2 separate regions of the Mus musculus genome follow, and region 1 is linked to region 2. A link is a loop called in an ENCODE intact Hi-C map of the cell type or tissue named here. Cell type or tissue: left cerebral cortex. All regions are shown on one strand. Each heading gives the region's core, and the rest is flanking DNA. Links, peaks and the distances in the headings are about the cores only. Region 1 has its middle 110 kb from the start of Rgs17. Region 2 has its middle 83 kb from the start of Oprm1.

Region 1 (5,386 bases), core at 218-5,217, 840 kb before region 2:
CCCAACTTGCTTCTTGGTCATGATGTTTGTGCAGGAATAGACACCCTGACTAAGACACATGCTGGTGAGGATGTGGAGCAAGGGAAACATTCCTCCATTGCTAGTGGGAGTGCAAACTTGTACAACCATTCTGGCAATTAGTCTGGTGGTTTCTTAAAAAAATGGGAATTGTTCTACCTCAAGACCCATCTATACCACTCCAGGGTATATACCTAAAAGATGCTCCATCATCCCACAAAGGACACTTGCTCAACTATATTCATAGCAGCTTTATTAATAACCTGAAACTGGAAACAACCTAGATGTTCCTCAACTGATGAATGGATAAAGAAAATGTGGTACATCTACACAATGGAATACTACCCAGCTGTTAAAAAAAGGACACTATGAAATTTACAGGCAAATGGATAGAACTAGAAAATATCCTGAGTGAGGTAACCCAGACCCAAAAGAACATGCATGGTATACTCACTGATTAGTGGAAATTAACCATAAATACAGGATAACCATGCTATACTCAACATACTCAAACAAGCCAAATAATGAGGAGTGCCTCATGTGTGGTGTGGGTGGTTGTAGATGCTTAAGGATGCTTGGTACTCAGAAGAAATAACAGACTTTGAGGGTGGATAGGGGAGAGAATTGGGAAGAGGACTGGGAAGGGAATGGAGTAGGAGTGGGATCAGATCTGGGCTCTGGAGAGAAGGGAAAGTGGCCCCAGAGGGCATCTCTAGGAAGTGCCAGAGACTGGAGGCAGGGGCTGGGAGGGAGTGGAGGCCCCAGGGAGTCTATGGAGGTGACTCTAGCTAAGACTCCTAACAGTGGGGGATATGCAGCCTGAAGTGACCACCTCCGGTAGCCAGGCAGGACCCCAAGTGGAGGGATAAGGACAGCAACCCACCCACAAAACCTTCGACCCAAATTGTGTCCTGCCTGCAAGATGTGCAGGGACAACGATACATCAGAGACTGAGGGAATGGCCCAACAGAACCATCCCACAGGCAAGAACCAAATCCCTGACACTACTGATGATACTCTGTTATGCTTGCCTACAGGAACTTAGCGTACCTGTTCTCGGAGAGCTACACCCAGGAGCTGATTGAAACAGCTGCAGACACTCATAGTCAAACATTAGATGGAGTTCTAGGAGTCTTATGGAAGAGCTAGGGAAAGGGTTGAGGGACCTGAAGGGAAAAGGAACCCCACAGGAAGACCCATAGAGTCAGCTAACCTTGACCCCTGGGTTCTCCCAGAGACTGAGCCACCAACTACAGAGCAAGCACAGGCTGGATCTAGGCCTCCTGCACATGTAGCAGATGTGCAGCTTGTTCTTCATGTGGGTCCCCCAACAACCAGAGTGAGGGCTGTCTCTGACTCTGTTGCCTGTCCGTGAGTCCTGTTCCCCTGAAGTGGACTGCTTTGTCTGACCACAGTGGGAGAGGATGCACCTTGTTCTGCAGTGACTTGAAGTGCCAGAGCGTGGTGATACCTGAGGGAGAGCTCCCTCTTCTCAGGGGAGAAGGAGGTGAGGGAGGGGCTGTAGGAGAGGCTGTGAGGAGAGTGGGGGACTGTGATCTGGACATAAAGTGAATAAGTTTTTAAAAAAACCTAAAAAACCAAACCAAACCAAAACAAGACAAAACAGATAATCATATAGAGTTTTAAGTTCCACACAAAGAAACCTTTGTCTGCTAGTTTTTCCTGTTTTGAGTCAGCCTGTAGTTCGGCCTGGCCTGGAGTATATCATACCTACTAGCTGGCCTTGAATTCATGGCCACCCTCCTGTTCGTACCGTTCCAAGTCATTGTGTAAGCTTTTTGCTCACCTTCAAATTGAATTTAGAACACTTTAAAATTCAATTTAAATTTCAATTGCACATGAAAGGGACTTGGATTGGGCTCGCCTCCCACACAGGAGGCCCTGGGTCCCGTGCCCAGCACTGCCTGTTTGTACGTTAACACACCTTCCCCCAGCACACAGGAATCCATATCAGAGGTACTTAAGGAAGAACTTCCTGTGCACAGCGATGAGGATGAGGTCTTAACACATCTATTTCACATGTGAATGAGAACGAATCACATTTGCCAAATGTGAGATATATTAACATAGTCCACAGTTCTGAAACTTATTAATGACCAGATTCTAGACAGAGCAGCTGGCGTTAAGTCCGTCCCCCCCCCCCCCCCCCCCGTGAGATTCAGGCTTGAGCCATTTTTACAGTAAGGAACATTTAAAATGTTCTAAAATGTCTTCCAGAAGAAATTGAGTTGCTTGCAATTTGTATCTATCTCCCTTTAATTTTGACAGCAGAATGGTCCTGAGGAGACATGGGTGATAGAGAAATGCAGGCTTTCTAGGGTGTTAATATAAGGGTACAGCCTCACTTATTGGGGGTTCAGCCCTGGCAGTACCGTGGTTTAGGTCGTTTCTCCTGATGTTTACCCATGGCTTATAAAGCATCAGACAGGCACTTAATGATCTTCTGGAAAGACAAACCAAGCTCTTTTCTGTTAATTTCTATTTCTGTATTTTATTTTTTAGAACTGGTTTTCTGAGACTGTTATCTGTGGAATTTGAGTTAGTTTATGCAAACAAATAATTTGAAATGGAATGAAGCCGTTATAATCACTTCGAGCTCTTCATTGTGTGTGTGATGTTTATAATAAAACAAAAACGTGAGAGAATTCTCTAAATAATTAGCTGTGATCTCCGCATTTATTCATGGACTACATTATTAGAGCATTTTATACACAATCTTAAAAATCCCTTCCTCAACGGCATGCCACGAACATTGACTAGACATACAATGAGGTCGTTTCAAAAGCCTTTATTAAGACTTTATCTTCTTTCCACAATAAATTAACGTGCCGTTGCGCAATGCGAAACAAATTTATTCACGGAAGGGAGATCAGTGCACCTTCCTCGCAGAAGGGGTGCGAATTCTGCAGCTGCACTTCTCGGCAGCAGCACCAGGAGGCGCTAATGCACCGTAGTTCGTTGTCCCTTTGCCAGCCCAGGTGTTGCCAGCCTGCTCTGAGCTCAGCATGCTCTGAACCTCCTGTACAACCCAGGACATGGCAGATGGACAAACTGCAGCCGCATTCGACCTTAGATGACGTTTACATAAGGGCATGATTTAGTTTCTTTGTGTATCTGGGAGGGAACTTCATGAGGTGAGGCGAAGGACTCTTTACTTTTCTTCCTATTTTTCGTGGTAAGATTAGTGGCTGCGGCCGGTAAGGGAGGGAGGAAACAATTCTTTGCTTTTGCTTGAATTAATTGCTGGCCATAAATAGCTTACGAAAGTCAGGGACTTCCGGCTGTGGAGCAGGAATTCTTAAGAACTGGAAGGAGCAGACCGAGTGTGATGGAGAGACATCTCTATTTCCTTAGAAAACAATGAAAATAGAAGATTGTGATTATGTGATTGTATGATCACGATCATATTTTATTTTAAGAAAAGGTAAACTGTCTTGTACCAGGCCATGTCTCAGAACATGAGATGCTGGTCACTGTTACAGTTTGGATCAAAAATGTTCAGTGGGAAGAAATAATCACAAGGCTTAAATTCCATAATTGCATTCCATCAGATGCATGCAAGATAACAAAAGCAAAGAGCATTTGTCCTGTAAATGACATGAAACCCTCACACAGCACAAGCAGTCAGTACATGTACCTTTTGCTTGCCTCCAGGGATATAATGGTAAAAGCTTGAGAGCTGCTGAATGTGGATGCTGATGGATGCTGCAAGGGCTCATCCTGCCCTTTGGGTTTCTTAAACTCTGTAACCAAGTTACTTATCAGTGGAAACCATCCAATAACAATAACAGAGATGGACTCGTGAACAGTAATTTATGTATAGTGTGCTGAGAGTGGAGTGTTGGCTCCCTTCTCCCTCTCTCCCTCCCTCCCTCCCTCCCGGATCCCCTCTATTCTTTCCCCTCATTTTGCCTCTTTTATGCTGAAACTATAAGCATGTGCCAAAATACCTAGTGTGAATCTTTCAAATAGCTGTAAAACAGAAGGTTCTCCAACAGTTGCCTTTGTGTCTATTTTTGATGCAGAAGCCAAACTCTATGTCCCTTCCACTCCCTAAACATATCCTGAAGCACTGTTATCCTCCCTCCCAGAAAATCTTTTCGAAGAACAACAACTTTGACAAGAAACTTTGAAAAAATTTAATTCGCCATATGTTGTGGTTTATGTGTGGGATACGGGCACTTGGAAGTCTGAGGCAGGTAGATCCTGAGTATGAGGCCACTTTAGTATGTTCCAAGTATGTTTCAAGCCAGTGTGCTAGATAGCATGGCTCTGTCTCAAAGGCAATCAAAGAACACAGAGAAACACATTAGCATATTTTTTGTTCACCAGACAAATAAGATGGATTTGTGAGATGGAGCTAGGTATTGAGGTCTATTGAAATGACCTATCAGGAAGAGATACAAATCAAGAGCTTTCAATAGAAATTTATATCTCTGAGATGAAATATTTTAGGCTATTGTTGAAGAAGTATTTTATACTCATTACTACTAAACCTACTGCTTATACATTTACACACACAGGCGCTGGACCTAGGCCCCCAGCACATTTGTAGCAGATGTGCAGTTTGGTCTTCCTGTGGATCCCCTGACTATTGGAGTGGGAGTGTCTCTGACTCTGTTGCCTGCCACTGGACCTCCTTCTCCTAGCTGGTTGGGCCTCAGGGGGAGAGGATGCACTTAGTCCTGCTGCAACTTGATATCCTAGGTTGGGTGGTAACCATGAGGGTCTTCCCCTTCTCTGAGGGAAAGGGAAGGGCTAATAGGGGAGGGATTTGAAAGGGTGGGACTGGGAGGAGAGGACAGAGGGGGACTTCCATCAGGATGTAAAGTGAATAATTAAATAAATTATTGAAAAAAGTTACAATAAGGTAAAATCAATTTAATCTCCCAAAAATGTACACACATTTATCAATAATGATCTAAAAGTTAGTTAGTTCATCAAATGTTGGCATCTCCCTCTGTGTTTACAGGAGACATAGTGCAAGGTAAGAAAATTGTTAAATAACACGTGCTTCTTTAAAGTTTGAAGGAAAGGTCAAAGGCAGCCATGCTGACTGACTAGTTATAGATTAAGATGACGGTGACTGACTTGTCATAGATTAACATGACGGCTTTGGTACTTGATAAGGAGGGGAGGTTCTAAATCTATTCCCCTGATCTTCGTTTTTAAGATGAAAACTTTACAGACACATAACTCATTGGCAAAATTTATAAGATAATGTTTAATGAGACTTAAAATAATTTTTACCAAAAACATTGAAATAGCATTCTTTTGTTTGTTTGTTTTTTGTTTTTTGAGTCAGGGTTTCTCTGTGTAGTCCTGGCTGTCCTGGAACTCACTTTGT
Region 2 (5,386 bases), core at 147-5,146:
TGTGTAGTGGTTTAAATGAAAATGGTCCCCATAGGTTCATATGTTTGAATTCTTTGTCTCCAATTGATAGAAGCATTCAACAAAGGGGATGTGGCCTTGCTAGACAAAGTGTCTCCCTGGGGATAGACTTAGAGGTTTAAAAAGATTTATGCTCCTTTGAATTAGCCCTCTCTGCTTCCTATCTGTGGGTCAAGATGTGAGCTCCCAGCTGTTTCTGCTGCCATGATGGACTCCAACCCTCTGAAACTGTATGTTTAATTAAACACTTACTTTTATAAGTTGTTGTGATCACAGCATTTTGAAAAGAGAAAAGAAACTAAGACAGAAGTTATCAGGAGTAGGATATTATTGTGACAGGCCTGATCATGTGGTATGGTTGAGGAATGTAAAATACTTTGGGACTTTAGACTAGAAAAGCAATAGAACACTGTAGGTAAAACTTAGTGGATCATCCCAGTACGGTTTTGGAAAGTGCTAAGAACTATGCAGACTGTGGAAGCACAGCTCAAGAGACTGTAGATTAGAACAATATTAGCGACTGGGCTACAGACTATTCTTGTGATATTTTGGCAAAAATATGGCTGTTTTCTGCCCTTGTCTTAAGAGTTTGCCTGCACCTAAATTTAAAAGTAATAAAGAATTTCTTTGGGGGTGGGGGGAGAATTCAGGACTGCCTAATGTCAACTCTATTGACTCTTTTGTGTGATTACTAGTTACCATTCTTACACAGGTCCCCAAGGAAAAAGAACATGTGGAGAAAAAAAAAGAAATACAAAGTGTATTTTATAAGAGATAAAGAACACCAGAAAGGTTAATGCTGAAGTCGAGCCTTGTGGTGAAAGCACCAAAGTAATCAACATGAGACCTGGTCTACATTGGTATAAAGGGAAGCGTGCCCTCATGTCAAGACCCTGACCAACTAAGCTTCCAACCTGTGAAAAAGCAAAGGTCAGGTGAATTTTCTACTCTCAAAAAGTAACAACAAGTCAAAGCTTCTACAAATGTGATGGAAGAGTTCCAGGGTTCGCTCCACAAGTGGGTAGTCAAACTAAACAATGTCATCCATGGGTTTCAAACTTTAGCCATAAAGAATATACCTGTAAAGGGGCTGGAGAGTCTTCTGTGTTTAAGGAGAGCCACTGTGGCAACGAGTGTGGCAGGGGAATCTCGGCATGGAAACCCTGAGAGGTCTCCATACAATGTCTTCATGCAATGAAGCTATAAAAATAAAGCCTGGACTGTGTGAGATGCCAGAGCCATGTGCCAGAACCATGGGATATGTGTCAAGCAGAGCTGCACATGGGAATGGAACTAGACCAAGAGACAGAGTGTATTACAGTTAACAAACTGGAAGGATGGTACCATCTGAGCCCTCTAACACTAGACTAGTCTTGTTCAATGTTGCCTCCCTATGATTCAATTTTTCCATTTTAAAATGATAATGGACATTCTATGCCATTATGTGTTGGAAGTGTATAGTTTGTTTTTATTTTATTTTATTTTATTTTATTTTATTCTATTTTATTTTACAGAGGATTACAGATAAGAGATTGCTTCCAGTCTTAAAAGAGATTTTGAATGTTGGCCCTGAAAATGGGAAAGAATATGGAAACATTTAAAGTTGGACTAAACACATTTTGATTTATAATATAGTCACACATCTACAGGGGTTAGGGAGCAGAATGTAGAGGGTTAGATGAAAATGAGTTCCATGGCCTTATATGATTGAATACTTGGTCCCCAGCTGGTGAAACCATTTGGGAAGGACTAGGGGGTGTGGCCTTACTGGAGGAAGTGTGTCACTGGGGGTGGACTTTGAGATTTAAAGAGAATCATGCCACTTTGAGTTAATCCCCTCTGCCTCCTGTTTTTGGGTCAAGACATGAGCTCTCAGCTATTCCTTCTGCCATGCCTTTGCTCAGCCATCATGGACTTCAACCCTCTGAAACCATACGTGCAATTAAATGTAGGAGCATCAGGTAGTTCTTTCTATATGCTGAATCTGTGATAGCTAATTTAGTTTCAGAGAAGCAATCAGAGTGAAAGACACTTAAAAATTCTAGCAAATTTGAGGAGGCACTTCAATCAATCCCAGCACACATCCAACTTGCTTGAAATTTTATCAAATGCTTTCCACCCCTTTATTGAATATGTAAGGGAAAATACAATGCACAGAAAGAACTACCTGAGTTCCCCAGTGAGATGTCATTGACAGAAATTCCACTTGAGTTGGTATAACCCCTAAGCAGTTGAGGAAGCAAGTGAATGTACAGGCTTTGGCAAGACATTCTCTGATTTAGATATAAAACCAGCACAGAGAGCCTGTAACATCAAGATGCAAAACACTTTTGGGCTGTGAGTCAGTTTTCTTCTCCAGGCAATTAGCAATTACCAGCATTTATTCAGTGAATGGGAGTCAGGCAAACAGACAGACGTTGACAGTCTGTTATTACCGCACAAAAGAACTGCAGCTTTTATCCTCTCAGAGGAAGGAAGACTTTCAGAACGCCTCAACCAACTTTCAGGCTCACACACTTCCCAGGCCTATGATTTATTTCATCATCGACCTTAAAAATAATATAAAGTTCAGCCATTTCTATTTGAGGAACCGCTTGCAGATGTACCTCCCAAGACTCCCATGGAGCCAAAGAGACTGTTGACAGTAACTACAAACATAGAGGCACTGAGTCAACAGCCCACAGAGGGCGCCAGGCTATACTGCTCACACACAGCTTCATTCCAAGGAAGGACACGTGTTCTAGTTTCCTTCCTTTTGTTGTAGTAAAAATACTCTGAGAAAAGAAAACTTAGAACAGAAAGAGTTTCAGTCCATCACTGGGGAAAAGTTAAAGCAAGAACTTTAAACAGCTAGTCACACTATATCCGCAATCAAGAGAAGAGACAAAATAATGCATACATGCAAGCATAGTTGCTCGCAAGCTGTCTTGCTTGACATATTCTGCTTGATTATGCCACCCGTATAGTTCAGGACCCCTAACTAAGGAAAATGGTGCTGCCCAGAGTGGACTGAGTCAGCACTGTCACACATTAATTATCCTACTTAGATATGTTCAACCCAATTCCTCATTGAGGTACTACTCTTCATAGATTCTTCTAGAATGTGTCGAGTTGACAATAAAAGTTATCCATCCCAACACCCTTCATGCAAGTTTCCTTTACCACTTTCCACTATGTAGATGATGTTTCTGTAAGATCAAATCAAATGTGATAATTACTTATCATTAGGAACCAGTACTAGATACTCATAGAAGTAAGAATGAATGGGTCATCTGTGCTTGGATATGGCTCTCTTCATCCATAGGCTTTCAGCTTGGCCAGAGGCTGAGCAAGGCAGCCAAAAGCAATTTGGAGTCTCCTGGTTAGGTTATAATCCAACACTCTCGAACCACAGGCAGATCTACCTCCAATACTGATGGAAACATTCTTTAAAGGATAGCACCTAATTAATCCAAGACTTAGTTCAGCTTTCCTATTTGACAGAATCATAAACTCTACCTCACAGGAAGTAGAAACGCTGTACAGGAAGCATGCTCCCTTGCACACGATGCATGGGCAACACATACAGGTGTTAAAAGTTAAGAGCTCATCTACTTTTTGTCAGCCAGTTATAAAATGTCCTTATAATTCAGTCTTAGTGCTCTGTCCATCAACCCTTAGTGTACAAAAGTCCAGCCCTGTCTATTCATTCCCTCTCACATTATCAGCCTTATCAAGAGTAGAATTCCAAGCATTTGTGTAGCCTGGAGGTTATCCAGAGCACCACACAGCTTTCCTAGCCCTGATCCCTTACTGCCTTTCCCCAACCCTACTAGGATCCCTTTTTTCCACCTATGATCCTATGTAAACTGTGGCATCTAAAATAATAGCTTCCTCCATAGCACTATGTTCATTCAGGCATGTAAAGCACTGTCCAAAGTACAAGTGTTCCTTCCTACTTGCTGTCCTTCTTGCCCTGTAGACGGTGTCTCCCAAGTTTTAATCCTCTCTGGAGATTTCCAGTTTTATAGCCCCACACTCTTGTCACTTCTCTCACTCTGGACCCCTACCATGCACCAGACCTAACTTTCAGTTCACCTATGTTCTATGACAATCTGGTATTGGCTTGAAGTCCTTGAATAGTCTCTACCCAGAGTAGATGAACTATAGCCAGATTAAAGTGTCTCATCTTCAATCAGAAATAAAGTCACATGTGAAAAAAACACATGTGCACACAACTGCACAGGTACAACATATGTTCAATAAAATGTGCTTCCTATCATTTTAATAAATTTCTACCAAAAGCCGACCTGCTTATGTTTCTCTTAATATTTTTTTTCTTTTTCTTACTTCTGTCTTCTATACTTCTGTACTTTAAATATATCCCCCAAATGTACTGGAAACATCATTCCCTAAATCATATGTCAGGTCAATGATACTTGTGACCCATAGGAGGTATGTGGGATTCAATGGGGTCATGAGGGTGAGCCCCTCCTGTATTTTCCTGAGCTATATTTCCCCATTTATATAATTCTTGTCTTCCTCTTCCTGTATCTACATCAATACCAAAGTCCAATTTGTATCTCATCTCTTCCTGAAGCTTTCCTTACCCCCTCTAACACACAGTTTGCTTCATCTGTGTATTCTGTGTATATTCAACATCACTGTTGGTGACATAGTTGAACAATAAATTTGCCTTTTCCATGACAGAAAAAATGGTCAGTTAAGAATAATAAGAGTATAGTTAGCAATGTAAGAGTATGAACTGCACTCCCACATAAACTATGAAGAAGAATTTGAGGTGTTGGACATAATGGTTTGAAAGTTTGTCTCTCAAAAACTCACACTGAGGTCTAGCTGTATTGTAAGAGTGTTGAAAATGGGGTTCCCAGAAGGTGATTGAGCCATGAGGACTCCTGCCTTGTGGTTAGGATCAACACCACCACAAAATGAGGAAGTCCAGGTCCTGTTTTATCTCTAAGATTTCTCCAGGTGCTGGCACCTTGACCTTAGACTTCTACTGCTCCAGAGTACTGAGGCAATACATTTTCATTTATTATAAGTTACCTAGCGTGTTCTGTTCTTTCTCTCTCTCTCTCTCTCTCTCTCTCTCTCTCTCTCTCTCTCTCTCTCTCTCTCCCTCTCTCTCTCTCTCTCTTGTTTTCTTTTTTTTTTGTTTTGTTTTGGTTTTTTTTTGGTTTTTTTTTTTTTTTTTTTTTTTTGGTTTTTTGAGACAGGGTTTCTCTGTGTAGCCCTGGCTGTCCTGGAACTCACTTTGTGGACCAGGTTGGCCTCGAACTCAGAAATTAAAGGCATGCACCACCACGCCCAGCCTGTTCTGTTCTCTTGTAGCAGCACAAACTGTACTAAGATAATAAGAACTTCTTTT

The links. Hi-C counts contacts between places; a loop is a spot of excess contacts. Peaks named below come from ENCODE experiments on the same cell type or tissue, not always from the same donor. Only the 100,000 strongest peaks of a DNase experiment are listed, where the experiment ranks them.
Region 1: it touches region 2 in a loop (3-fold over the local background); 4 of 42 quality-filtered maps call a loop at or near these places.

The regions. Positions count from the first base shown.
Region 1 is chr10:6,033,030-6,038,415 of GRCm38, forward strand. No RefSeq gene overlaps it. Among named protein-coding and RNA genes, the nearest start is that of Rgs17, 110 kb to the left of the region's middle. In left cerebral cortex, for the core only: a CTCF peak has its summit at 2,966; a DNase peak (open chromatin) is centred at 2,987; H3K4me3 peaks cover 560 bases.
Region 2 is chr10:6,869,200-6,874,585 of GRCm38, forward strand. It overlaps a transcript of Oprm1 not described here. Among named protein-coding and RNA genes, the nearest start is that of Oprm1, 83 kb to the left of the region's middle. In left cerebral cortex, for the core only: a CTCF peak has its summit at 2,660 (motif pointing right); a DNase peak (open chromatin) is centred at 2,439.